Regions from separate parts of the Homo sapiens genome. Here region 2 is linked to region 1. A link is a loop called in an ENCODE intact Hi-C map of the cell type or tissue named here. Cell type or tissue: heart right ventricle. All regions are shown on one strand. Links, peaks and the distances in the headings refer to the core of each region. The heading gives the core; the rest is flanking DNA. Region 1 overlaps EZH1 (enhancer of zeste 1 polycomb repressive complex 2 subunit). Region 2 has its middle 31 kb from the start of G6PC1.

The links. Peaks named below come from ENCODE experiments on the same cell type or tissue, not always from the same donor. Only the 100,000 strongest peaks of a DNase experiment are listed, where the experiment ranks them.
Region 2: it touches region 1 in a loop (4-fold over the local background); 39 of 110 quality-filtered maps call a loop at or near these places.

What each region holds. Positions count from the first base shown.
Region 1 is chr17:42,711,997-42,728,004 of GRCh38, forward strand. EZH1 (enhancer of zeste 1 polycomb repressive complex 2 subunit) reads right to left here. Exons shown (of 21, transcript NM_001991.5): 4 at 15,639-15,767; 5 at 12,309-12,428; 6 at 10,799-10,919; 7 at 8,277-8,453; 8 at 7,109-7,211; 9 at 6,458-6,621; 10 at 5,980-6,071; 11 at 1,213-1,393; 12 at 293-489. It also overlaps the pseudogene RPL34P30. Among named protein-coding and RNA genes, the nearest start is that of MIR6780A, 12 kb to the left of the region's middle. In heart right ventricle, for the core only: a CTCF peak has its summit at 9,206 (motif pointing right); no DNase peak of the experiment used is centred there.
Region 2 is chr17:42,924,970-42,937,981 of GRCh38, forward strand. It overlaps the pseudogene RNY4P2. Among named protein-coding and RNA genes, the nearest start is that of G6PC1, 31 kb to the left of the region's middle. RefSeq lists enhancers at 3,480-4,056, 3,946-4,095. In heart right ventricle, for the core only: a CTCF peak has its summit at 4,470; DNase peaks (open chromatin) are centred at 3,902 and 4,442; H3K27ac peaks cover 804 bases.

The sequences.
Region 1 (16,008 bases), core at 4,545-12,544:
GGCCAGAGCCAAAAAAAAGAAGCGAAAGAGTGTAGGACCCAGAAGCATTAAATAGAGTCCAGACAGAAATGAGCATTCAGCAAGGAGGAGGCGGGTCCCCAAACATCATTAGGCCTGGCACTTGCAGAAGGGCCATGTTTGGGAAACTCACAGAAGCACAGGCTCATCAGGGACTGAACTTAAGACAACTTCTCTCCAGACCCAGACACACAGCCTGGTAAGATGGCAAAGGGCTGGACAGAGCAATGCGTGAAAGGAGGGGCCCATTTGTTCTGCTGCTTCCAGATGGTACCTGCTTGCACGTCTTGGTCCCCAGAAGCCTGGCTATTGAACAGAAGTTGTTGAAGTAGGTGCCATGGAAGACTCGAAAAAGAGATTCTTCAGCCCCAGTCCATTCCACAGGCTCCGAGGGTGCTTCCACTACGCAGAGTTGAGGTGGGGCTGGACTAGCCTTCTGTTTTGTGGGAGTCTGACAGCGAGAGTTAGCCTCTGAGAAGGGAAGAAATAACAGAATCAGAAGAAGGTAGAATGCAGTTGTCATCAGTAGTTTGTCACAAACTCAGAAGTACTTCATTCTACTTTAAAAGGTAGAACAGTTAGGAATGAAAATATTCCCTATCTTTAGGCCAGGCATGGTGGCTCACGCCTGTAATCCCTGCATTTTGGGAGGCCGAGGTGGGTGGATTGCTTGAGCTCAGGAGTTCAAGACCAGCCTGGGCAACATGGCGAAACCCTGTCTCTACTAAAAATACAAAAATTAGCCAGGCAGGGTGGCTCACGCCTGTAATCCCAGCACTTTAGGACGCCGAGGCAGGCGGATCACCTGAGGTCAGAAGTTCAAGACCAGCCTGGCCAACATGGCGAAACCCCGTCTCTACTAAAAATATAAAAATTAGCCGGGCGTGGTGGCAGGCACCTGTAATCCCAGCTACTTGGGAGGCTGAGGCAGGAGAATCGCTTGAACCTGGGAGGTGGAGGTTGCAGTGAGCCAAGATAGCACCACTGCACTCCAGCCTGGGCAAAAAAGCGAGAGACTGTTTCAAAAAAAAAAAAAAAAAAAAAGAAAATATTCCCCATCTTTACTGTTTACAAAACTTGTAGAAAGAATTTATAATTTTTAAGAGGTAGTAAAGTTAAGTGTCAGGCAGTGATCCTGGGTTTACCAGAGTCCTTGCATGGAAAGAAAAAGTCTTCATTTTCTGTTCATCGTACCTGAAGAACTGGAGGCCCAGTCATTGCCTGTGTCCCTGTCACTGTCTCCTTCTTTAGTCTCAGCCACAGCAGAGGCTGAGGCATTGGAGCAGGAAGCACTGACTATGTGGTGCCTTCTCCGGCGACGACCAGAGCACTTGGAGCGGGGGTTGTGGAGCATGGCATACTCCTTTGCTCCTTCCTGCAGTGGACACATTACAGACAGGAAATAGGAACAGGCCCATCACCATATTGATCTCATCATCACAAACTTTCATCTTTACAACATCTGTCTACAATAATAGTGTCTTTTCTTTTTCTCTGTACCATATAATAAGTATGATCATATAACAATGAGAGCTGCTTAACAAAACTTACGTACTTTTTCACAAAAGAGTTGTCCTATAATGTTTTTTTGTTTGTTTGTTTTTTTGAGACAGGGTCTCTCTCTCTTGCCCAGGATGGAGTGCAGAGGCCTGCTCACTGCAGCCTCGAATTCCTGGGCTCAAGTGATTCCCTTGCCTCAGCCTCCCAAGTAGCTAGGACCACACGCACATGTCACCATGCCCAGCTAATGTCCTATAATCTTAAAAAAGATATAATCTATGCATCTGTGTCTTCAATTTTCCAGTGAGTTGTATCTAAAATTAACTTGCGTGTTACTTGTTTGGAATTTGAGAACACATTCTCCTATGGATGAAGAAATGAGATTCAGAGAGGGGAAGAAACTAGCTTGAGAGTATGCAGCTAATAGTTCCAGAGGGGTATAGGAATCAGGGCTCCTTGTCTCCCTAGGCCACTATTCTTTCCAGTCTACCACACTTTCTCTGTTTCCTTAATAAAATGTGTAATGCTTAATCTGTACAATCTTACTACTTAATTTTGAAACTTCCTCCCAAATCTGTGTATGAAACTCAGAAGAATATTGTTTCATTATTTTACAGCTATCACCCCCTTTTTTAAAAAATGAAATAATTATCACTCACCTAGATCATCAATATTTTCTCATCAGACTTGGTTTTCAAAGACTTCCTAGCTGTTTCTGAAAACTAAATCTATTTCTACAAAATAAAGGTTTATCTTCCAGTGACATTGTCTAGAGGCACTCAGAATGGTCCAGCATTTGACATACATGTAGGCTTTCCTACAATATAGCTTTTAACAAAACTAGGCTGTCCTGAGCCCCTGGTAATAGAATTGATTACCTTTATACCAAGAGGGTTGGGAAAGCACTGAAATCTGCATGTGGCGTGTGCCCAGCAGACTTCGGGGGGTTTGTGCTATGAGACCTAAAGTTCCTATGAGATTGTCCAAAACAAAAAAGCATGTCAGCAGGGCCTATGGTGGATCCGTGTGTGCTGAATGTATTGGTGCAGGAGCAAGTGTGCTTTCCTTAGCAAGCAGCAGAAAATTGTTGTGAAAGTGTTGAAGGCACAAGCAGAGTCAGAAAGCTCAATTTAAAAATGAAGTTTTTTTGAGTAATAAAAATGAAAAAAAAATAAAGGTTAACTATCATTAAGGGTATCTGGAATTTGGAATAATATACAGTAAGGCCTAAAGGAAATTCCAAAAGAGAAGTTTCAAAATTAACTGAACCTGATATTATGTGCCTATGCTGTGTATGAAGTATACAGTATCAATTATACTATTTTAAACATTTATATATATTTACATATAATTTTTATATATTATATATATAATATATAATATGGAAATATATTATATAATTATATAATTTATATAAATATAAAATATATATTTATATAATATATAAATATATGAAATTTATATAAATATATTTATATATAATTTATATAAATATAAAATATATATAATTTATGTAAATATAATTTATATATTATATATGTATTTATATACTATATATTACATGTATTTATATATTATAGATTATATGTATTTATATATTATATATAATAGATTATATGTATTTATATATTATATATTATAGATTATATGTATTTATATATAATATATATCATAGATTATATGTATTTATATATAATATATATTATAGATTATATGTATTTATATATAATATAATATATAATAGATTATATGTATTTATATATATATATATTTTTTTGAGACGAGGTCTTGCCCTGTCACCCAGGTGAGTACAGTAGCATGATCTCAGCTCACTGCAGCCTTGACCTTCTAGGCTCAACTGATCCTCCCACCTCAGCCTCCCAAGTCCAGTCCAGCTAATTTTTGTATTTTTTATAGACATGGGGTTTTGCCATGTTGCCCAGGCTGGTCTCGAACTCCTAGGCTCAAGCTATCCACATGCTTCAGCCCCCCAAATTGCTGGGATTACAGGCGTGAGCCACCATTTTAATATAATGGCCAAACATTTTAACATAAATAAAATCAAGTTTCCAGACCTAATTTCTAGGTTATAAGAAAGAGGAGACAGAAGAACACAGAAATGACACTGTGAAAAAACAACAGATGAATCCAGGATGTGGGTCATCCTACAAGACAACCAGCCTGGAACTTTTAAAAAGATTTTAAAAGTGATAGAATTATTTGAGATTAAAAACGAGTAAAAAGACATAACAAGGCCGGGCGCCTTATTACACCTGTAATCCCAGTACTTTGGGAGGCCAGGCAGTCTGATCACCTGAGGTTGGGAGTTCAAGACCAGCCTGACCAACACAGAGAAACCCTGTCTCTACTAAAAACACAAAAATTAGCTGGGCGTGGTGGCGCATGCCTGTAATCCCAGCTACTTGGGAGGCTGAGGCAGGAGAATCGTTTGAACCCGGGAGGTGGAGATTGTGGTGAGCTGAGATTGCACCATTGCACTCCAGCCTGGGCAACAAGAGTGAAACTCTGTCTCAAAAAAAAAAAAAAAAAGACATAATAACCAAATATGATGTCTGACTGGATGATCCTGGTTTGGAAACAAAACAAAACAAAACACAACACAAAAATACCTATTCTTGGTACAGCTGAAAAAAAAATTGAATATATTAATAGAATGGGTAATAGAGGATACTATACAATTTTTATTAATTGTCCTAGGTGTAATAATGTGGTTATGTAAGAGAATGTCTTTATGCTGAAACATTTACCAAATGAGCATCACAATGTCTGCAACTTATTGTCAAATGGTTCAGCAAAAGATATACATACGCAAATTTATGGAGAAAGGAGATACAGAAAAAAATGTTATCAAATCCAGGAAGAAGGTATCTTTCAACTCTGCATGATTGAAAATGTTCTTAGTAAACAGTTGGGGGAAAATAGTCCAGCATTATATTTAATATGCACTCAAACCTAAAACGCAATAAAAGAAAAATTGTGCATACATTATCTCTGTAAGTTAAACATGCATACATTTCAGGCATTGGCAGCATCTTCGTAATACATGTACAGGGTATCAAGGTGACTCCTGTGAGAAGGGCAATGACCTTTTGACTTATATAAATGCTGGTATGTTGACATAACATGGCATATATATTTTTTTAAGGATGAAGTAATTTCATTTTATTATTATTTTTTTTTTGAGATGGAGTCTCACTATCTCACCCAGGCTGGAGTACAGTGGCGTGATCTCGGCTCACTGCAGCCTCCACCTCCTGGGTTCAAGCAATTCTCCTGTCTCAGCCTCCTGAGTAGCTGGGATTACAGGCGTGCGCCACCACACCTGGTTAATTTTGTATTTTCAGTAGAGACAGGGTTTTTCCATGTTGACCAGGCTGGTCTCAAACTCCTGACCTCAGGTGATCCACCTCCCTCAGCCTCCCAAAGTGCTGGGATTATAGGTGTGCACTACGACGCCTGGCTGAAAAACATGGAGTAATTTTAAAAGCATGATCTGTGGAGTTAGACCCTGACTTGAATTTCATCGCTGCCATACCGCTGACTTATCAACAAACTTTAGGCAAAATATATAACTTTTGTAATCCAGTTTCCTCTACCTCATGACACTGTTATAGGATGAAAATAAGACAAGGTATGTTAAGGGTCTACTATGATACTTGGCACATAGGAAGGAGTCAATACACATTAGGAAAAAATAAACCCAATAACGTCTATTCTTTTGCTTTTACAGTACGGCCCATTTTCCACATGTGTGCCCAACAGCATTCTCTACCATCTTTCCATCTATTATCCCACTAAAGATGGTTCCAAAAGCACTTGGCTGGTTGTATAATATAATTTTAATAGGTGGCAGAAATTTTATCAAGGTATTTTATTCATCGCCTAGGCTCATCCTATTGTGTAAAAAGCCCAACTGTGTCTTTGGCAAGTCCAGTTGATCTATTTCCTTCTAGCTCTCAATATATGGCTTCCCCACAGGTATGCCAGACCATTTATGCTGCTTCTTAAGGTCTGTCCATCAGGGAACGGTCCATCTGGTTGATCACAACAAGACATCAGCATCATCACGTGCTATTCGTCTCATAGTTATATGCATTTATAACAAGATAGCAAAGAAACTAGAGTGTGTACCCACCCCCCCAGCATACACTTTGCTCCAATTCTAACAATACAGTTTTAGGCTCTGAAATCTAAGCAGATGATATTTAGAGCAGGCAAGCCTTTAATGATCTTCGAATCTGCACTCCATCAGACTAACTTTATAGTGCTACCATGTCTGGGGAGTTCCTTAAGAGCGGTCCCACAGTAACTGGGGAGCTCCTTAAGAGCAAAAGCCATGTTTTATTTGTGCTATATGACCCCCAGAGTGCTGTGTACTGGCTCACGTGGCTTGTGTTCCCAGAATGAAGTTAATAATGCCAGAACAGCTTAAGAACATACCAGCAAAAGGAAGCAGTCTGTGCCACATGGTTCTGGTTCAATCTTGATTTCTTTATTCTTGCGTTTATATACATTAGGGGTGGCATGAAAAGCTGGAAAACAAAAACTGTCTTGTTGCCAGTGGTCTATCCACTTGACAAGATGGGGAGAAACAAAAGTGAATTAGAGAGCTATTGTAGGAGTTAGAATTCGATATAAACGGCTACCATCAGGGTGCACAAAATTCAGTCATTTCTGACATCAACACAATGCTTTCAAAGCTAAGAGGTACTGAGGGACAGATAAGTTGCTAGTTAGTCTGTCCCTATCATGCAAAGCATGTTGCACTATAATTGAGCAAGGGAAAATAGAACTGGCCCTTTGTAAAACGTTAGAACAGAAGCCAGGAACTCTATACGAGAAACCAGAACAAAGAGAAGGAAATGGTGGCTGGGGATGGAAGAGAGGAGAGCATTTCAAACAGAGTAGCCCCACTCACGGTGAAGGAAGCAGTCGTATTTAAAGCAGCGCCGGCAAAAAAGTGTGTGGAAGGAGTGCAGAGATTGCTCCCGCTGCACAGACTTGGCATTGGGGCCATCGATGTTGGGTGTGCACTGAGGGGGAAGTGCATTGGGGTCTGACATCTCTGTTAGTTCTCGATACCTATTTAAGAAAAGAGAGATAAGAGTTCCTCCGAGGAACTGCCTCCACTGAGGAAATACAGATTGGGTACTGACAGTAGCTCACCTACGGTCTGCCAAGGGAGGATGGGTGTTTTTTATAGGTCTGGTTGATAAGAGAATGGTAGATAACTAGAGTGGGTCCACCATTGTAATTATGCTGGGTTGGGCAAATGTTGGAAAGTAAGGGGAGGGAAGGATTTGTTAAGATGGTGCTGGAGTTAACTCTCCAGAAAAATGGCAGAGTAAATGTTCTCTGCCCAGACTCACTCAAAAGCCAGTATACGATGACCCTTAATATAGTAAGGGGGGCATTTAGAGGTAATTGAGTAAGCAAGAAATAATCAAATTGCGGGCAAATCATAATGCCCTTACCATAAACAAAGCTTTTTACTAACCAAAAATTAGGAGGGAATAAAGGTTTTGTCCGAGCACTCTGTATATGGCCTAAGTGGGACAGCTTTCCCTACCTCTCCTTCATGTCATCTGGGACACCATTCTCAGGGAACATTGAGGCAATTGCACTGAAGATCATGTCATTTGGGAACTGTTTCTTGGAACTCTTTTTGTTGCCTGAATTGGAAATGATAAAAAGCTCCTGAGTGCGATTATCAGAACACGTAAACAAATCTGTGTGATCTTTTTTCCTTTTGTCATAGCATTTTGATTACAGCTGCTTTGTTAACCTAACCACTGATTGTTTGGAGATATATAAACATCAGTGCTATCTGGACTTATCTGATATATGCTACCAGTAAATAAGGAAGTTAGAGTAGTCTACATATTAACAACAAAATCCACAGTCCCAATTAGAATCTGGATGTGAGGTGGCTCACGCCTGTAATCCCAGTCAGTACTTTGAGAGGCCGAGGGGAGCGGATCACTTGAGGCCAGGAGTTTGAGACCAGCCTGGCCAACATGGTAAAACCCCAACTCTACTAAAAATACAAAACTTAGCTGGGCATGGTGGTGCATGCCTATAGTCCCAGCTACTTAGAAGGCTGACACACAAGAATCACTTGAACCAGGGAGGTGGAGGTTGCAGTGAGCCGAGATTGTGCCACTGCACTCCACCTTGGGTAACAGAGCAAGACTGTGTCTCAAAAAAATAATAAATAATAGATTTTAAAAATAAAAATAAGAATTTGGAGGTGAAAAGAGTGTTCATAGAGAGGCCTGAACATAGAAGAATCCTATCATGAAGTGGATGCTGAAGAACTACACTGATACTATAATTATGATACAATAAAAGAGAATACACTATGTCCCTGGACATATAGTATAATTAAACTATTAAATTTTAAATTAAACATTAGTGACATGGAAAAGTACTCATAAGATTAAATAAAAAGGGATATAAAATTTGATATATACATATATATAAATTGGCATGATCCCAATTTCACATGAGACATATAATTAGAAATGAATAGCAATGATTATTCTATCAGTTCTTCTACTTTCTTCTTCACCCAAGTCACAGCTATCTGAAGCTATCACTTAATGATCATGTTCTCCTTTTAAGTGAACCAACAAGAAGCACCAACAGCCTTTAATAGGCAACAAATCTTTCCAGTTCTTCCTTCTTCCCTATCCCTGTCACTTTAAAAAAGGAATAAGGGAGCCAGTGCTACGTACCTTCAATAGCATGTCGCTTTCTCTTTCTTGTTACTGGCAGATCTTCTTTGCTGTCATCCTGCTTTCCATCTGAGGTGTCATTGTGCCCTTCCTCCTCCTCATCTGAGTACTGATTCAGGGCATCGACCAACTCCAGAAAAACAGCATCACTAATCAGAACGGATCCAGGGATCATCTCTGAAACATGAGGATTCGAAAGATGAGCAGTGGTCACTTCACATTCCATTAGTCCTCCTAGGCAGGTTTTCTTGTACTCACTCCAGAGGCCCAGATATGTCACATGTGTACATTTTTACATGGGAGATCAGGAAATTACAATCATTTGATTGGCTCCTACACATGCAGTGGGCAGCTGGCTAGAGTAGGAATACAGCTATAGGCTTTATTTATTTTTATTATTTTTTTTAGACGGAGTTTCGCCTTATTGCCCAGGCTGGAGTGCAATGGCGCGATCTTGGCTCACCGCAACCTCCACCTCCCAGGTTCAAGTGATTCTCCTGCCTCAGCCTCCCGAGTAGCTGAGATTACGCATGTGCCACCACCCTGGCTAATTTTGTATTTTAGTAGAGACTGGGTTTCTCCATGTCAGGCTGGTCGTGAACTCCAGACCTCAGGTGATCCGCCCGCCTCGGCCTACCAAAATGCTGGGATTACAGGTGTGACCCACCGTGCCCAGCCATAGGCTTTATTCTTACTGAAGAACTTCACTTCCTCAGTCACAAGTCAACTCTGAATTTCTGGTTCAAAATCTCATGAAAGTGTTCAAACAATCTCCAAGTAGGGCAGAGAAAAATAATAAAATGAAAATTCTCTTGGCTTTGCTGCTGATGGGTCAGTAATGACGTCTCTAAATCAAAAGACAGCAATTTTTCCTAAAATTGTACTTTATGGAGATGTACTACAATTTAGGAGGTCTTTGAACACTAGGAGGCACTGTGGACAAATAATGTAGTTCAACAGCATCACAACAGTGCCCACAATTGTCAAAAGAGCAGGTGGGGCTGTTGGTTTATGAAGTGATGGAGAGCCTCTCCTCTTTCCATTTCTTACACACGGACAGACTTTTCTAGAATTATGACTAAATCCAAACAATTGGCTTTTAGGAAATTCAGATTATTAAAACCAACTTCTGGGAGATTCAGGGGATGCCTGGATCAAAGAAGTATGACAGAGAGCCTCATTGCCATTCTCAGAGAAAGAGAAATAAAGAACAAAATGGTCTTGGATGTCCTTATGGAAAACTCCTAAGCCCTAAGATTAAACTTATTTGTACAATAAACTTTCTCTCCAGCCACTGATTACTACATAATCCTTTTATGTCCCAACTCCTTTTAAAATTTAACTAGGATACTTTAAATAATTTTTATTTCTGTTTCTGCTGCTTGAATCAGAAATAACTAGGGTAATAAAAAAAAAAAAGAAAGAAAGAAAAAAAGAAATAACTAGGGTATTTTGGGCCAGGCATGTTGGCTCACTCTTGTAATCCCAGAGCTTTGGGAGGCCAACGTGGGAGGATTGCTTGAGGCCAGGAGTTTAAGACCAGCCTGGGCAACGTGGTGAGACTCCATCTCTACAAAAAATTTTAAAAATAAGCCAGGGCCGGGCACGGTGGCTCACGCCTGTAATCCCAGCACTTTGGGAGGCTGAGGTGGGAGGATCACAAGGTCAGGAGATCGAGACCATCCTGGCTCACACGGTGAAACCCCATCCCTACTAAAAATACAAAAAAGTAGCCGGGTGTGGTAGGCGCCTGTAGTCCCAGCTACCTCGGGAGGCTGAGGCAGGAGAATGGCATGAACCCGGGAGGCGGAGCTTACAGTGAGCCGAGATTGTGCCACTGCGCTCCAGCCTGGGTGACACAGCGAGACTCTGTCTCAAAAAAAAAAAAAAAAAAAAAAGCCAGGTGTGGTGGAGTGCACCTGTAGTCCCAGCCCCCCAGGAGGCTAAAGCAGGAAAATCACTTAAGCCCAGGAGGCTGAGGCTACAATAAGCTATGATCATGCCACTGCATTCCAGCCTGGGTGACTGAGTGAGTCCCTGTCTCTAAAAAAAAAATAAAAAAAAAAATTGGGCTAGGCATGGTGGCTCACGCCTATAATCCCAGCACTTTAGGAGGCCGAGATAGGTGGATCACCTGAGGTCAGGAATTCGAGACCAGCCTGACCAACATGGTGAAACCCCATCTCTACTAAAAATACAAGAATTAGCTGGGCATGGTGGCAGACACCTGTAGTCCCAGCTACTTGGGAGGCTGAGGCAGAAGAATCACTTGAACCCAGGAGGCAGAGATTGCAGTGAGCCTAGATTACACCACTGCACTCCAGCCTGGGCAACTAAGGCAAAACTCCGTCTCAAAAAAAAAAAAAAAAAAAAATTAACTCCCAGCCATGTGATGACATTGAAATATTCTGCAGTGTGTACCCCATGGGGCAGAAGATAAAAGCAAGATGGCAAGATGATGAGGTACCAAAGAAGAGGCCTGATTCTAACAAAATTTTCTCCAAGGAGTTCAGTACCACTACCTTCTTCACCATGGACTTTCCCATCATAGTTATTGATCAGCTCCTCAATAAAAGTCTCATCTTCTTCTTTCACTTCATCTCCCATGTAGGGAATATTGCACAAAACCGTCTCATCTTCTACCTGAAACCAAACCAGATGTGATTTATTCCATGAAGCCATCATGCATCTGCTCTTTCCTATTTAGTGGAATCTTTGCTGAGCTTTGTTTGTTGCTTGAGTCTCCTGAAAATGCCTTTGTCCCAGAGTTTCCTGCATTTTAAACACTGGCCATTTTGTTTGGCCAAAAAAACCTCAAATGGGGCCAAGTGTGGTGGCTCACGCCTGCAATCCCAGCACTTTGGGAGGCCGAGGCAGGCGGATCATGAGGTCAGGAGATCGAGACCATCCTGGCCAACATGGTGAAACCCCATCTCTACTAAAATACAAAAAATTAGCTGGGCGTGGTGGCGCATGCCTGTAGTCCCAGCTACTAGGGAGGCTGAGGGAGGAGAATCGCTTGAACCTGGGAGGCAGAGGTTGCAGTAAGCTGAGATCGCGCCACTGTACTCCAGCCTGGCGACACAGTGAGACTCCGTCTCAAAAAAAAAAAAAGTTTCATAAGTAGAGAGACAGATGGATAAATAAAAATGAAGGCTTCTAAGATTATGATCTGTAATTTAACTACAAAATAAACTGGGCAATCATAAGACATGGGTATTCTATAAGATGGACTAAGATTCTCCAATAATAAAAAAAAATTATGATTACAACTCATGCCAGTCACACTCAATGGGAACCTAAAGTCAACTGCAGCCTAGGCTATGGATATTTTCTGGCAATAAACAATAGTAAATAATTTTGGGGGAGTGGGGTGCTCAGCAGAGAATATAGTCATTCTAAAATCCCCAAGTAGCAAGTAAAATTATTCTGAAGTTTTATTCTAAGAGATGATTCCCTTCTATAAACCTCGACCTCATTCCAACCAGTAGTACGGCTATCTGTCACCAGGCAGATGATAAGCAATGGCAGTATTTAGAGAGGAATGATTATCAAAACCACAAATAATCCTAGTAGGAGTCAGCACAAAGGCCCAGATGAAAGGACTGTGTGCACGTCTGTTGTCTCAGTTGTTTTTGTAGCATCTTGCATTTAGAGAATTCAGAAAGGATTACTCCATCAACAGGGAGCAGACAACCTGCTCAAGCCTCAAGAGTCTGATTTAGACTGCATTTAACTGTACATAATATTGGGCCAAGGTACTAAGAGAAAATTGAAATCTTGCCCAATATTATTCATTTAAAAAAGAACCAGCATCAATTCCAAAGCACACATCAGAGAGCATAAAATCTGACAAGTTAGAACAACTTGCAATATATATTGTTTAGAGTAAGTAAATTACAACCTTGTTCTGCCCTGCATGTCCTAGCTGTGTTAATTACTGGACAATCTTTACCCTAAGAGGAGCTCTGGCATATCAACATAACACAATCATACAGTTTAAATAACCACCACAGTGCTTTCAATACATACCATAAAGTTCTGTTGGAGAGGGGACCAGGAATACATGATGGGAACCAATGCAACTGTGTTCAGTGACCTCATTAACATATGTTGGCTTGCAAATCCCGGGAAAATGCTCTCTATGGTACACTGAAATATAAGCAATGACATGGAGAGGGAAAGACGGGCATATAACCCAAGAAAGAAATGTAATTTCCTTCCAAAATTGGCTGGGCATAGTGGCTCATGCCAGTAATCCCAGCACTTTGGGAGGCCAAGACAGGCAGATCACTTGAAGTCAGTTGGAGACCAGCCAGGCCAACATGGTGAAACCCCATCTCTACAAAAACATAATACAAAAATTAGCTGAGCATGGTGGTACACACATGTAATCCCAGCTACTTGGGAGACTGAGGTATGAGAATCACTTGAACCTGGGAGGCAGAGGTTGAGTGAGCCACTGCACTCCAGCCTGGGTGACAGAGCGAGACTCTGTCTCAAGAAAAAAAAGAAAAAAAAGAGAAAAAAAATGATCTTAGTAGCCTCTAGTTCTTACAAGCTAATAAATTAAATTTTTAAAATTCAGATGGCATTTAAAATTATAAAAAATTTGACCAGGCATGGTGGCTCACGCCTGTAATCCCAGCACTTTGGGAGACCGAGGCGGGTGGATCATGAAGTCAGGAGATCAAGACTATCCTGGCCAACATGGTGAAACCCAGTCCCTACTAAAAATACAAAAATTAGCTGGGCGTGGTGGCACATGCCTGTAGTCCCAGCTACTCGGGAGGCTGAGGCAGGAGAATTGCTTGAACCTGGGAGGTGGAGGTTGCAGTGAGCCAAGATCACGCCACTGCACTCCAGCCTGGCGACATAGCGATACTCCGTCTCAAAAAAAACAAAAACAAAATTTTAAAAACAACTTAATAAATTCAGAGTTTTGTAACATCATCTCCTAAAAGGAATCCCTAGACTGCAAACTTGTGGAAAGTAGAAACTCTTTTTTTTTTTTTGAGACAGGATCTCACTCTGTTGCCCAGGCTGAGTGCAGTTGTGCAATCACAGCTCACTGCAGCCTCTGCCTCCCAGGCTAAAGCCATCCTCCAACCTCAGCCTCCCGAGAAGCTGGGATTACAGGCATGTGCTACTACATCCAGTTAAACAGCTAATTTTTCTTTTTTTTTTTTGTAGAGACAGGGTCTCGCTATATTGCCCACGCTGGTCTCCAACTCCTGGACTCAAGCAATCATCCTGCCTTAGCCTCCCAAAGTGCTGGGATTACATGTGTGAGCCACTATGCCCAGCCAAAAGAAGGGACTCTTATTCACCTTTGTGTCCTCTATAGAGTTCAGCACAGTACTTCCCATACTCAGCTGATGTTTACCTCAGCTCAAACTGTTGGTCTACCTGGGTTATACACAACAGTAAAGAGCCTCTGAAAGTCCTAAAAGATGAGGAAGTTTTCTGAAGACCTAAACTTTAAGACAGTGGACATCAACTTAGCTGCATAGGTGATAGGGATAGTACATGGAGAAGCAAAGTGGTATAGAAATTATAGTAACATTCTGCTTCAGGAAAGATATTTGCTCTCAATACACTATCTGCTTTTCGTTTTTTGTTTTGAGACAGGGTCTCACTCTGTCGCCCAGGCTGGAGTGCAGTTGCACGATCTTGGCTCATTGCAACCTCCGCCTCCCAGGTTCAAGCAATTCTCCTGCCTCAGCCTCCTGAGTAGCTGGGATTATAGGTGCACGCCACCACGCTCGGCCAATTTTTGTATTTTTAGTAGAGACAGGGTTTCACCATGTTGGCCAGGCTGGTCTTGAACTCCTGACCTCAGGTGATCCACCTGTCACAGCCTCTAAAAGTGCTGGGATTACAGGCATGAGCCACTGCACCCAGCTTCTGCTTTTTTTTTTTTTTTTTAAGAGACAGTCTCTTTTTTTTTTTTTTTTTTGAGACGGAGTCTCGCTGTCGCCCAGGCTGGAGATCATAGCTCACTGCAGCCTTGAACTCTTGGGTTCAAGTGATTCTCCCACCTCAGCCTCCCGAGTAGCTGGGATTATAGGCATACACTACCATGCCTAGATAATATTTACTTTTTATATTTTAAAAATATTATCTATTTCCCAGGTGTTGGAGGTTACAGTAAGCTATGATCATGACACTGCACTCCAGTCTGGGTGACATAGTGAGATCTTGTCTCTAAATAATAATAATGATAATTTATTTTCATAAAGTTTCTTTTTTTTTGGAGATGGTGTTTTGCTCTTGTTGCCCAGGCTGAAGTACAATGGTGCCATCTCAGATCACTGCAACCTCCACCTCCCGGGTTCAAGCAATTCTCCTGCCTCAGCCTCCCTAGTAGCTGGGATTACAGAAGTGTGCCACCATGCCTGGCTAATTTTTTTGTACTATTAGTAGAGATGGGGTTTCACCATGTTGGCCAGCCTGGTCTCAAACTCTTGACCTCAGGTGATCCACCCACCTCGGCCTCCCAAAGTGCTGGGATTACAGGTGTGAGCCACCGCGTCCAGCCAAAGTTTCTTAACTAGAAAATTCTTTTATTTATTTATTATTTATTATTTTTTTTGAGACACAGTCTCACTCTTTCACCCAGGCTGGAGTGCAGTGGTGTGATCTTGGCTCACTGCAACTTCTGCCTCCTAGGTTCAAGAGGTTCTCAGGCCTCAGCCTCCCAAGTAGCTGGGATTATAGGTGTGCACCATCACACGCAGCTAACTTTTGTATTTTTAGTAGAGACAGTGTTTCGCTATGTTGGCCAGGCTGGTCTCAAACTCCTGGCCTCAAGTGATCCATCTGCCTCAGCCTCCCGAAGTGCTGAGATTACAGGTGTGAGCCACTGCGTCCAGCCCCCGTAATTATTCTTGAAGCTGCAGATTTACTATCTTAATTATTCAAAGTTGACTAAAATAGCTGTATCTATTAACCTTAACCTTATTTATTTATTTCCTTTCTTTCCTTTTTCTTTTTTGGACATAAGGTCTTGTCTGTCAACCCAGACTGGAGTGTTGTGGTGAAATCATAGTTTATTTCAGCCTTGAACTTCTGGGCTCAAGAAATCCTTCCACCTCAGCCTCACAAGTAGCTAGGACTACACCACCATGTCTGGCTACTTTTTTAAAAAATTTTTTAGAGACACAGTCTATGTTGCCCAGGCTGGTCTCAAACTCCTCACCTCAAGCGATTTTCCCACCTCAGCCTCCCAAATAGCTGGGAATACTTGTGTGAGCCACCATACCTTGTCTTACTTATTCACTTTCTAAAAAGTCACAAATATAGGAAAAAGCTTTAAGCCCAAGGAAGAGAGGAAGACTGAGCTTAAACTCCCAAAAGTACCTTTTTGAGAAAAGGGTGTCCACTCACAGGCTTCATTGACTGAACAGGTTGGACACGAAGCTTCTTCCATTCTTCATTGAGGATCTGGGTTTTTTCTTGAACCTTTGCAAAATTTGCCACATACAAAGCCTAGCAAAGCCATGGAAAAGATTAAGATATATTGTTATTTTATTAATTAATTAATAATTTATTTTTTTGAGATGGAGTCTTGCTCTGTTGTCACCCAGGCTGGAGTGTAGTAGCGCGATCTCAGCTCACCACAACCTCCGCCTCCCGGGTTCAAGCGATTCTCCTACCTCGGCCTCCCAAGTAGCTGGGATTACAGGCACAGACCACCACACCTGGCTAATTTTTGTATTTTTGGTAGAGA
Region 2 (13,012 bases), core at 561-8,560, 210 kb after region 1:
TCTTGCACTCTGGGTTCAAAGACCTCCTTGCTCGCTGAGGCTCACCTGCCCTGCCTGCCGCTCGTCCATACCCCCAAGCTGTGGCCCATCCCTGCAGGGGAACATTCCGGAAGACCCTTGACTCCTTGGCTCTGCTGAGCCTCAGCTTCCTGCTGGGGCTTTGAATGTCTTAGTGCCAATCTACTCGTTTCCTTCCTTCTCTGACAGCCAACAAGTTGATCATTCAATTAACAGAACACTTAGATTACTGTCAACTTAAAGTTAACATCTTTATTACTGTAATAAGAAATTTTTAACTCTAAAGGTTTCAAATTATTTGTTCATAAAATCCCTTATGATTACCACTTATGTAAGCAGGGTCCATCTTTTAATTTAATAATTTTTCAGCTGGAACAATTCGTTCATTTCACAAGTATTTATCAAGCATCTGCTATATTCCAGACATTTCTGGAATTAAAATAGCTAGTATAGGCCGAGCGCGGAGGCTCACGCCTGTAATCTCAGCACTTTGGGAGGCCGAGGCAGATGGATCACCTGAGGTCAGGAGTTCAAGATCCGTCTGGCCAACATGGTGAAACCCTGTCTCTACTAAGTACAAAAAATTAGCCAAATGTGGTGGTGCATGCCTGTAATCCCAGCTACTTGGGAGGCTGAGGCAGGAGAATCACTTGAACCTGGGAGGCAGAGATTGCAGTGAGCTGAGATTGCGCCACTGCACTCCAACCTGGGTAACAAGAGTGAAACTCCTTTTCAAACAAAAAAAAATTTTTTTTTTTTGTAAAGACAAGGGCTCTCTATGTTGCCCAGGCTGGTCTTGAACACCTAGACTCAAATGATCCTCCTGCCTCAGCCTCTCAAAGTGCTAGGATTACAGGTGTGAGCCACCACACCCAGTTTAGGTTCTTAATATTTTACCCCAAACCTGGTCATCTCTACAATTCTGTATCTCAGTGAATGGTAAGTCCATCCATCCACACGCTATCTTCCTCCTTCCCATCCATCCTCCATCCATCAAATCCTCTTACTTTTACCCCTTAAATATCTCTAAAATCTGCCATTTCTTGCCATTTCTACTGCTGCCTACCCCAGATAAAAGTCACCACCATCAATGGCAATGGCCTGCAATGGCCTTCTTTTTTTCTTTTTTTTTTTTTGAGACGGAGTTTCACCTTGTTGCCCAGGCTGATCTTGGCTCACTGCAACCTCCGCCTCCCAGGTTCAAGTCATTCTCCTGCCTCAGCCTCCCAAGTAGCTAGGATTACAGGCCCATGTCACCACGCCCAGCTAATTTTTATATGTTTAGTAGAGACGGGGTTTCACCATGTTGGCCAGGCTGGCCTAGAACTTCTGACCACAGGTGATCTACCTGCCTCGGCCTCCCAAAGTTCTGGGATTACAGGTGTGAACCAACGAGTCCAGCTGCAATGGGCTTCGTAAATGTTCCCTGCATTCACTCTCGCCCTTTTCATATCCATTCACCAGAAGACTGATGGAGTGATCTTTTTAAACCCAAAATCTGATATCACACTCTTGCTTGAAACTTTTTAATGGATTATCACTGTTCTTAGGATATAAATCTTTATTATGAAAAACTTGGCCAGGCGCCGTGGCTCATGCCTGTAATTCCAGCACTTTGGAAGGCCGAAGAGATAGGATTGCTTGAGTCCAGGAATATAAGACCAGCCTGAGCAACGTAGTGAGACCCCCGTCTTTATTTTTTGCTTTTTTGTGTGTTTTTTCATTTCTGCTTTTTTTTTTTTTTTTTAAGACGGAGTCTTGCTCTGTTGCCCAGGCTAGAATGCAGTGGCTTAATCTCAGCTCACTGAAACCTCCACCTCCCAGGTTCAAGCAATTCTTCTACCTCAGCCTCCCGAGTAGCTGGGATTACAAGCACACACCACCACATATGGCTAATTTTTATGTTTTTAGTAGAGACTGGGTTTCACCATGTTGGTCAGGCTGGTCTTGAACTCCTGACCTTAAGTAATACACCCGCCTCGGCCTCCCAAAGTACTGAGATTACAGGAGTGAGCCACCCTGTCTGGTCTCACTTCTTTTTGTATCTTTTTCCTTCATCTTTTATTTTCTACCCATCTCTCCATTTTTAAATTAATACATACATAAATTTTAAAAAGGAAAAAAACTTGTACATGAATATTCAGAGCAGGATTATTCATAATAGCTAAAAAGCAGAAACAACCTGAATGTCCATCAACTAATGATAAATAAACAAAATATAGCCTAGCCATAGAGTGCAATATTATTTGGCCATGGAAGGAATGAAGTATGAATACATGCTAGAGTGTGGATGAACCTTGAAAACATTATACTAAGTGAAAGAAGCAAGGCACAAAAGATCACATACCATATAATTCCATTTATAGAAATGTCCAGAATCGGCAAATCCATAGAGACAGAAAGTAGATTGGTGGTTGCCTAAGGCTAGATGTTTGGGGGAAATGGAGAGTGACTGCTGAAGGCTGCAGGGTTTTTTTTTTAGGGTGACGAAAATGTTCTCAAATTGACTGTGGTTATGTACAACTCTGTGAATATACTAAAAACCAATGAATTGTATTTTTTTCTTTTTTTAATTTCTTTCTTTTTTTTTTTTTTTTTTGAGAGAGTCTCACTCTATTACCCAGGCTGGAGCACGGTGGCATGGTCATAGCTCACTGCAGCCTCAACCTCCTGGGCTCAAGAGATCCTCCCAACTTAGCCTCCAGAGTAGTTGGGAATACAGGTAGATACCACAATGCCTGGGTAACTTTTTAATTTTTCATAGAGATGAAGTTGCACTGTGTTGCTCAGGCTGATCTCAAACTCCTGGCCTCAAGCAATCCTCCCACCTTGGCTTCCCAAAGTGCTGGGATTATAGGCATGAGCCACCATGCCCGGCTGAATTGTACATTATTTATTTATTTTATTTTATTTTTTTGAGACAGAGTTTTGCTCTCATCCCCCAGGCTGGAGTGCAATGGTGTGATCTCAGGTCACTGCAACTTCCGCCTCCCAGGTTCAATCAATTCTCCTGCCTCAGCCTCCCGAGTAGCTGGGATTACAGGCACCCACCACCACACCAGGCTAATTTTTATATTTTTAGTAGAGATGGCGTTTCACAATGTTGGCCAGGCTGGTCTCAAACTCCTGACTTCAAGTGATCCACCCACCTTGGCCTCCCAAAGTGCTGGGATTACAGGTGTGAGCCACCGCACCCCAGCCACAGCATTTCTTTTCTTTTCTTTTCTTTTTTTTTTCTTTTTGAGATGGAGTCTCTCTCTGTTGCCCCAGACTGGAGTGCAGTGGCGCAATCTCAGCTCACTGCAACCTCCACCTCCTGGATTCAAGTGATTCTCCTGCCTCAGCCTCCCAAGTAGCTGGGATTACAGGCATGTGCCACCATACCCAACTAATTGTATTTTTAGTAGAGACGGGGTTTCAGTATGTTGGCCAGGCTGGTCTTGAACTCCTGGCCTCAAGTGATCCACCTGTCTCTGCTTCCCAAAGTGCTGGGATTACAGGCATGAGCTACCTCAACTGGCTACCAAATTGTGCATTTTAAATGTGTGAATTTTGTGGTGTGTGAATTATATCTCAATAATGCTCTTACCAAAAAAAAAAAAATCTTTATATGGCCTCTGAAAGCTTACCTCAGCTGGACCTTGTCTACCGCACCTCACCTGGTCTCCTTCACCTCATTCCACAAAGCACAGCCAATGTCATCTTGGTTCCTCCAATGCAACACACTCCAGCCCTCCTCCGAGCTTGGGCTTTTACACACCCCCCTTCTTAGAACACTCTTCTGCCTCTTCACATAATTCAGTCCTCCACATTGGTATCACTTTCTCAAGGAAGCCTCCCTGCCCACCCACCATGAGTCATGATCAAGTTCCTCTTCTGGGCCTGCCAAAGCACCCCTTTTACTTTGCTCTCTACCAAACGTCACTTTGTGATTATTTGGATCATGTCCGTCTTCCCCACTAGACTAGGCCCCATGAGTGCAGCTCCATGCCTGCTTTGCTCACTCTTGCACTTAAACCCTGTGCCTAGCCCTGGCCTAACACATGAGGAGGACTCCAGATATCTTGGTTGAATAATAAATGAGCAATATATTACTGTTTGCCCCTAACTTGGAAAACAAATGATAGGTTCAACAATTCTAGAGCTCCACAAATGACTCAGCAAAAACATGTTCGGAGGCACTCCCAACGTGAAATTAGAAGGTTGGAAACTCAGAGGACGGGACAGGCTTAGATAGAAACATTGGCCTCTTCCCAGGTAAGTTCTCCCCAGGAGGTGGGGAGCAAACTCTCTGAGCAGCCAGTTACAGGGAACTCATGACTAAGCTCTGTTGCTGTTTATCAAGATACACACTGACTCTCAGAAGTTCTAGCGTGAACCAAATCCTGCTTCAACCCCATGGGCTTTCAGTGTAGGACTTTTTCTTTTTGTTGGTGATCACACACCCTACTGGTGGCTTAACCAATTACATTGCCTCAGCCCCTGTGACACTCCAGCTCCGCGTCCCCTTTATGATGCTTCAAATATCATAAAAGCAGAGAAAAATCATATGTCATATATCAGAAAATCATATATCAACTTTTTTTTATTTTGAGGTCTTTCACACACTGAACTTATTTTAATCATAATTGTCAATTATAAATAAACATAATTACTATGTTCCTTTTTTGATGTCAAATTGTTGCAATTTGGACAGTGGCTTCCTTATCCTTCTACCATTGCTGGCCTAAAATCCTTGTGTTCTAGGCCCATTCCAAATTTTCCTTGTTCCAAGACACAGAATCAGCCACCCACTAAGAAGTCTCATTTCCTTTTGATGGGTGCACGAGAGTGGGAGGTTAGCAGAAGAAATGCTGTTAATGGGCTAGGTGCAGTGGCCTAGCCTGTAATCCCAACACTTTGGAAGGCTGAGGCAGGAGGATCACCTGAGGTCAGGAGTTCGAGACCAGCCTGGCCAACATGGGGAAACCCCATATCTACTAAAAATACAAAAAATTAGCTGGGCGTGGTGGTGTGTGCCTGTAATCCCAGCTACTCAGGAGGCTGAGCCAGGAGAATTGCTTGAACCCAGGAGGCGGAGGTTGCAGTGAGCTGAGATCATGCCACTGCACTCCAGCCTGGGCAACAGAGAGAGACTTCATCTCAAAAAGGAAAAAAAAAAAAAGAAGAAGGAAAAGAAATGCTGTGGCCAGGGCATGGTGGCTCACGCCTGTAATCCCAGTACTTTGGGAGGCTGAGGCAGGTGGATCATGAGGTCAGGAGCTCAAGACCAGCTTGGCCATTATGGTGAAACCCCATCTCTACTAAAAATACAAAAATTAGGCAGATGCCTATAATCCCAGCTACTCAGGAGGCTGAGGGAGGAGAATCACTTGAACCTGGGAGGCAGAGGTTCAGTGAGCCAAGATTGAGCCACTACAGTCCAGCCTGGCAACAGAGCGAGACTCCATTTCAAAAAAAGAAAAAAGAAAAAGAAAAAGAAATGCTGTTAATGAACTGTATTTTAGGGTCAGAGCCAGGAAATTATATTTCTCTTAAAGCTTATGGGTTCACAATAATGTTTCCAATTGAACTCTATGTTGTAATTTTTTATTCAATATAAAATATTTTCAGGCCAGGCCCGGTGGCTCATGCCTGCAATCCCAACACTAGAAGGCAAGACGGGAGAATTGCTTGAGACCCAGAGTTCAGGACCAGCCTGGGTAACATACCGCAACCCCCTCTCTATAAAAGAAAAAAAAGATATAATTGTTTTCATTTATTTTATCTGCAATATTCCTGCATAGAGATTTAATCTTCACCCTCACTATAATTGCATTTCCTTTACTAGCCCTCATTTGCCTTGCCAACCGCCATTATACCGTCCCTTTGCTGATGGTGATGTCTGTTGGCTTGGTCTCCTTGTTCTGGTTGACCAGACTATCCTCCTGTTATAAACAGCAGGAAACACAACCCCAAAACACACATACACACACACTGGAAGCCTACATGAATTTCACATGCATCGTTTGAGGCAGCCTCCTGAGAGCCAGTCATCCTTCCAAGACAGTGACTGCTTCGGGAGTAAAATCATAACTGAGAGAGTCTCAGGGAACTTTGTTGTTGTTTTACTGAGTTGACATTTGGGAAGTTTAAGGTCTTTATTGCTCTGACAGAGTATTTTAACTTAATTTTTTTTGTTGAGACAGAGTCTTGTTATGATGCTCAGGTTGCTCTCGAACTCCTGGGCTTGAGTGATCCTCCTGCCACAGCCTCCTGAGCAGCTAGGATTACGTAGGTGCACGTCACCATACCTGGCTCTTTATCTTGCTTTTTGTCATTAGAAAAGTATCACACAAATGAATTACAAAGAAGATCATTTCATTCAGAAATGTTGGAAACTACTGAAAAGTATAAAGATGAAACTAAAAATCACTCCAATCTCATCATCCAGAAATAACTGAGGGCCAAGGCACAGTGGCTCGCATGTGTAATCCCAGCACTTTGGGAGGCTGAGGCAGGAGGATCACTTGAGCCCAGGAGTTCAAGACCTGCCTGGGCAATATAGGGAGACTCTATCTCTACAAAAAAACACAAAAATACGAAATTACAAAAGAAACAAATAACTGAAGCTAACATTTTGAAAAAAGAAGTAGGCCGGGCGTGGTGGCTCACGCCTGTAATCCCAGCACTTTGGGAGGCCAAGGTGGGCTGATCACCTGAGGTCAGGAGTTCAAGACCAGACCGACCAATGTGATGAAACCCCGTCTCTACTAAAAATACAAAAATTAGCTGGGCATGGTGGCACATGCCTGTAATCCCAGTTACTCGGGGACTGAGACAGAAGAATCACTTGAACCTGGGAGGCAGAGATTGCAGTGAGCCGAGATCGCACCATTGCACTCCAGCCTGGGCAACAAGAGTGAAACTCCATCTCAAAAAAAAAAAAAAAAAAAAGAATACTGAGAATATGAAAAACCTTTTTTTTTCTAGATCCATCAATGCCTCTTGAAGAGAGTATCAAAAATCAATATGAAACTGAAAGAGCTACTGAACTGCAGACAAAAATTTCATCAGATACATCAGAGATTTCTCTAAAGGTTAAAAAGAAACGTGAGAAATATTAAAAGTCAATTGCCTGGTGTGGTGGCTTGCACCTATAATCCCAGCTACTTGAGAGGCTGAGGCAGAAGAATCCTTTGAGCCCAGAAGTTAGAGTTTACAATAAGTTCTGATTGCACTACTGCACTCCAGCCTGGGCCACAAGACAAGAAGACTCTGTCTCAAAAAAAAAAAAAAAAAAAGAGTCAGTTGTACTATTCTGCTTTGTGGTTTTGTGTATTAATCTGCAATTTATAGAGTTTTAATGAAAAGTCATCAGTGTTGGTAGAATGCTGATTTAAATGTATTTATGAGAAAATGTCACCTTGTCACCTGAGTTAAAACACACAATCAAAATGGCAGGGTGAAAACTGTGGACTCCAAAGTTCATGCTTTCACTAATTTCTTTTCTTTTTAAAAAAACATTTTTGGCCGGGCGCAGTGGCTCACGCCTGTAATCCCAGCACTTTGGGAGGCCAAGGTGGATGGATCACAAGGTCAGGCGATTGAGAACATCCTGGCTAAAACAGTGAAACCCCATCTCTACTAAAAATACAAAAAAATTAACCAGGTGTGGTGGCGGGCGCCTGTAGTCCCAGCTACTCGAGAGGCTGAGTCAGGAGAATCTCTTGAACCCGGGAGTTGGAGGTTACAGTGAGCTGAGATCGTTGCCACTGCACTCCAGCCTGGGTGAGAGAGCAAGACTCAATTGCAAAAAAAAAAAAAAACCTGGCAGGTAACTGTGTTTTGTTTTATTCTTAACTAATGTTTCTTTTTTTCTTAATCCAGTGAAATTTAGCAATGGGGGGTTGTATACCAACTTTAGTGACACTAATGTTAATAAGTTCTGATGACCCACTACCATCGGACCAGCCTAATGTTTCTTAATGAGAAACATTTCTTTCTGGGTGGTTAAACTTAATCAACCGTCCCATAAAAACAAGAAGACTCCTCTGCTGCCTAACTAAACAATCAAAAAACCAATTTTTTAATTTAAAAAAAAGGTTTAAGATTCAAGCCTACTTTTAGGCTCATCCTCTAAGAGAAATGAGTAAGCAAAGGCTGAGCTATAATCACAACATCCAGAGCTGCACTCAGTCCTGAAGCACCAGAACACACACATGGGCTGCCTGAGCTCCTCAAGTGCCCCTGCTGCCGCCACTGTTACCAGAAAGAAAAAAATGAGGTTGGTTCGCCTGGCAAGTAACAAACGACTTGCCATGAGAACACAGGGTTTTTTGTTAGTTTTTTTTGTTTGTTTTGGGGGTGGGGGGGTTTGAGACAGAGTCTCACTCTGTTGCCCAAGCTGGGGTGCAGTGGCGTGATCTCGGCTCACTGCAACCTCCACCTCCTGGGTTCAAGCGATTCTCCTGCCTCAGCCTCCCGAGTAGCTGGGATTACAGGCATGTGCCATCACACCTGGCTAATTTTGTATTTTTAGTACAGATGGGGTTTTGCCATGTTGCCCAGGCTGGTCTTGAACTCCTGACCTCAGGTGATCCACCCGCTTCAGCTTCCCAAAGTATTAGGATTACAGGCATGAGCCACCACGCCTGTTCGGAGAACGCAGGTTTTGATCAGTAGGAGTTTTACTCGGCACAAGTAAGGAGGACACTGGGCGTGTTCTCCAAAGCAGTGTCTCCCCGAGGGAAAGTAACAGAAAGGTTTTCCAGGGTGATAGAAATGGGAGAGGGTGCATCATCGCTAGTAGAGGAGGGGTCCCAATTGTCCAGATGCAGTGAGGCATCATGCCAGCCCATAGGTTACACGTGATGGTAATGAAGCCGTTGCTCCTGCTGGGGTGCAGACTCTAGCACAGTCATGAGGAAAGTTCACTCTGGTTCCTCTATGAGTTGGGGTCTGTCAGGAGCTGGTTCCAACAAACAAGGGGACCACATTCCACACAGGGTTTAGGGAAAACAGGCTGCAGGGCGGGAGGCTGTAGAACTGGCTGATTGCTCAAGTTGACTAAACCCCTATAATCCTTGGAGACCCTTCCTGTCTGCTTACAGCACCTCCCCATTCCCCCAACACGGCCACAGCAATGAAGGGCCCAGCAAGGCACCCCCAGAACCTTGTTCCAGCCCCAGCAGAGCATCCTTCACTCCTCTCTTTCCCTCGCTCCTCCCTTCAATCATCAAGTATGTCCAAAACCCACTCCTCCCCCAGATCCGAGTCTCCATCTCCTCTCACCAGGATTACAGTGCCAGCCTCCAAACAGATGCCGCCTCCTCTACTCCCTCCTTTGCCTCCCCCTACAGTCTCTCAACACAGCAGCTGTGCTGATTACTTGAAAATGAGGGCCTGGTGCGGTGGCTCACGCCTGTAATCCCAGCACTTTGGGAGGCTGAGGCAGGTGGATCACCTGAGGTCGGGAGTTCGAGACCAGCCTGAGCAACATGGAGAAACCCCATCTCTACTAAAAATACAAAATTAGCTGGGCGTGGTGGTGCATGCCTGTAATCCCAGCTACTCGGGAGGCTGAGGCATGAGAATCGCTTGAACCCAGGAGGTGGAGGTTGTGGTGAGCCGAGATTGCACCACTGCACTCCAGCCTGGGCAATAAGAGCAAAACTCCATCTCAAAAAAAAAAAAAAGAAAGAAAGAAAGAAAGAAAAGAACGTCAGACACTGGCCTTGTGCTTAAAACCTTTCATGGGGTGGGATCTCACTCACAGTAAGAGTTGTAACCTTACAGGGGCCCACAAGACCCCTTTCTCTCTAACTTCATCTCCTCCCACTGTTCCCTGCAGCCCCCACTCAGCCCCTCCAGCCCCTGCGGTCCCTGGTGAAGGCCAAGCACACTCCAGCCATAGGGCCTTGGCCCTGCCCACCCCTCCAGTGTTCTACCCCCAGATACCTGTTTGCCTGATGCCCTCATCTCTGGCAAGTCTCTGCTTATTTCTCAGTTCCCTCCCCTCCCATCCACTCCCCTCCCCTCCCCTCCCCTCCTCTTCCCATCGTCTTTCCCTCCCCTCCCTCCCTCCTTTCCTTCCTTCCTTCCTTCCTTCTTTCTCTTTCTTCTTTCTCTCTTTCTTTCTCTTTCTTTCAAAGGAGTTTAGCTCTTGTTGCCCAGGCTGCAGTGTAATGGCACAATCTTGGTTCACTGCAACCTCCGCCTCCCAGCTTCAAGCGATTCTCCTGCCTCAGCCTCCCGAGTAACTGGGTTTACAGGTGCCCACCACCATGCCCGGCTAATTTTTTTGTATTTTTAATAGAGACGGGGTTTCACCATGTTGGCCAGGCTGGTCTTGAACTCCTGACCTCAGATGATCCTCCCACCTTGGCCTCCCAAAAGTGCTGAGATTACAGGCATGAGCCACAGCACCTGGCTTTTTTTTTTTTTTGAGTTTCACCGTTTTTTGGGGGTCTCACTGTCGCTCAGGCCGGAGTGCAGTGGTGCAATCACAGTTCACAGCAGGCTAGGCTTAAGTGATCCTCCCATCTTAGCCTCCAGAGTACCTGGGACTGTAGGTGCACACCACCACACCTGGCTAATTTTTTTTGTATTTTTTTTTTTAGAGATGAGGTTTTGCCATGTTGCCCAGGCTGGTCTCAAACTCCTGGGCTCAAGCGATCAGCCTCAGCCTCCCAAAGTGCTAGGATTACAGGCATGAGCCACTGACCCCAGCCTGTTTCTGTTTCTTAATGAGATCTTCCAGGACCACCCTATTTAAAATTTCAACCCACCCTACTACCTTCCTCTCCACACTCCTACTTCCTGGATTCCCAATTCTCCTTCCCTTCCCTTCTACTTTTCCTTTTATGTCCCCCTTAGTGCTTATCACTTTTTAACACAATGTATAATGGCGGGGCAAAGTGGCTCACGCCTGTAATCCCAGCACTTTGGGAAGCCGAGGTGGGCAGATTACCTGAGGCCAGGAGTTCCAGACAGTGTGGCCAACATGGGGAAACCCCTGTGCTCTACTAAAAATATGGAAATTAGCTGGGTGGTGATGCACACCTGTAATCCCAGCTACTCAGGTGGCTGAGGCACAAGAATCACTTGAACCTGGGAGGCGGGGGTTGCAGTGAGCCAGGATCACACCACTGTAATCCAGCCTGGGTGATAGAGGGAGCCTCCGTCTCAAAAAAAAACCAACATAATGTATCACTTGTTATGTGTACTGTTTATTCTGAGTGCCTGCATCACTAGAACATAAGCTCTACTAGGAAGGGAATTGTTGTTTTGTTCACTAATGTATCCGCTGGCACATGGTAGGCACTCGATATATATTTGTTGAAATTGGTCAATGCTCATGCCACAGCAATTGGTAAATAATTTGAATATATTGCCTGAAAATATCCTATAAAACTATCCTATAAAAGATAGTCAAAGGAAAAAGAAACAATGAAGCACATCATGGACAAATGATTGTGGTTAGCAACAATCAACTCTTTACATTCAAAATGATTATACAGGTCTGGCACAGTGGCTAATGGCTGTAATCCCAGCAGTTTGGGAGGCCAGGGTGGGTGGATCACCTGAGGTCAGGAGTTCAAGACCAGCCTGGCCAACATGGTGAAACCCCATCTCTACTAGAAATACAAAAATTAGCCAGGAGTGATGGTGGGCGCCTATAATCCCAGCTACTTGGGAGGCTGAGGCAGAAGAATCACTTGAACCTGGAAGGCAGAGGTTGCAGTGAGCCAAGATCGCACCACTGCACCCAGTCTCAAAAAAAAAAAAAAGAAAAAAAAAGATTATACATAAAATCAGAGTATCTGTCCGTCCCACTGCTCCTGCCAACCTTGCCTTACCTAACTGCAGGCAGCTTGCCTTTGTTGGTGTAGGAAGTGTACTGCTCCTGCTTCATTAATTCTCAAATTCATTTCAAAATCATAGATTGCTGGCCAGGCGCAGTGGCTCATGCCTGTAATCCCAACACTTTGGGAGGCTGAGGTGGGTGGATCACTGAGGCCCAATGAGGGCAACATATGAGCAAAGCTGGGCTGCAAAGACTGGCTTCTGTTGGCATCAGCAGTCGCCTGGGCTATAAACATTGACAAGATTCTCAACACAAACAAAACAGAGATACTGGTAGACAAACAGCAAACAAACAATATTTGATTTGATTCGATTTGTTGGATGAACTCCAGCAAAATAAGAGAACAATTCAAGAAAGAGGAATATATAGGATATAGGAAAGAGTGAAACTGACCGAAGACTGCCGATAAAGACATTGCAACATAACAGCTGCTTTACGTGATGATGAATGTTGAAGTCCTCAGTGAGCTGCAGGCCTTAAGTCTTGTCTTCTGGCCGGGCGCGGTGGCTCATGCCTATAATCCCAGCACTTTGGGAGGCCGAGGTGGTTGGATCACTTGAGGTCAGGAGCTCGAGACCAGCCTGGCCAACACGGTGAAACCCCGTCTCTACTAAAAATACAAAAATGAGCCAAGCATGGTGGTGGACGCCTGTAATCCCATCTACTCAGGAGGCTGAGAATCGCTTGAACCCAGGAGGCAGAGGTTGTAGTGAACCGAGATCGCACCACTGTACTCCAGGCTAGGTGACAGGGCAAGACTATGTCTCAGAAAAAAAAACAAAAAAAGAGAAATCTCCGGTTTGGCTAGAATGATGGAGTTAAATGCACAAAATATCAAGCATCAATTTAATTGGAGAAGAACTGAAACTCGTCAAAAATAGAGATGATAATTTCCAGAAGGCCATAGCTTGTCCCTTGATTTCCTGCTTGTGTTTTGGGAAACGCCATATTCCACATCCCATGGGCAAGTCATCAGAAGCCACAAGGGCACAGGACAACCAGAAGCCTCCTTTCAGGCTGGCTGAATGAGGGGCTCTTTAATCTTTTTCTTCTGGCGGAGGCCTTGGCAGCCACAGGCTCACAGCACCCTCTGCTGTTAAATTGCAAAGGATGGTGCCTGAGTTTTGAGACTGAGACTGCTAAAGG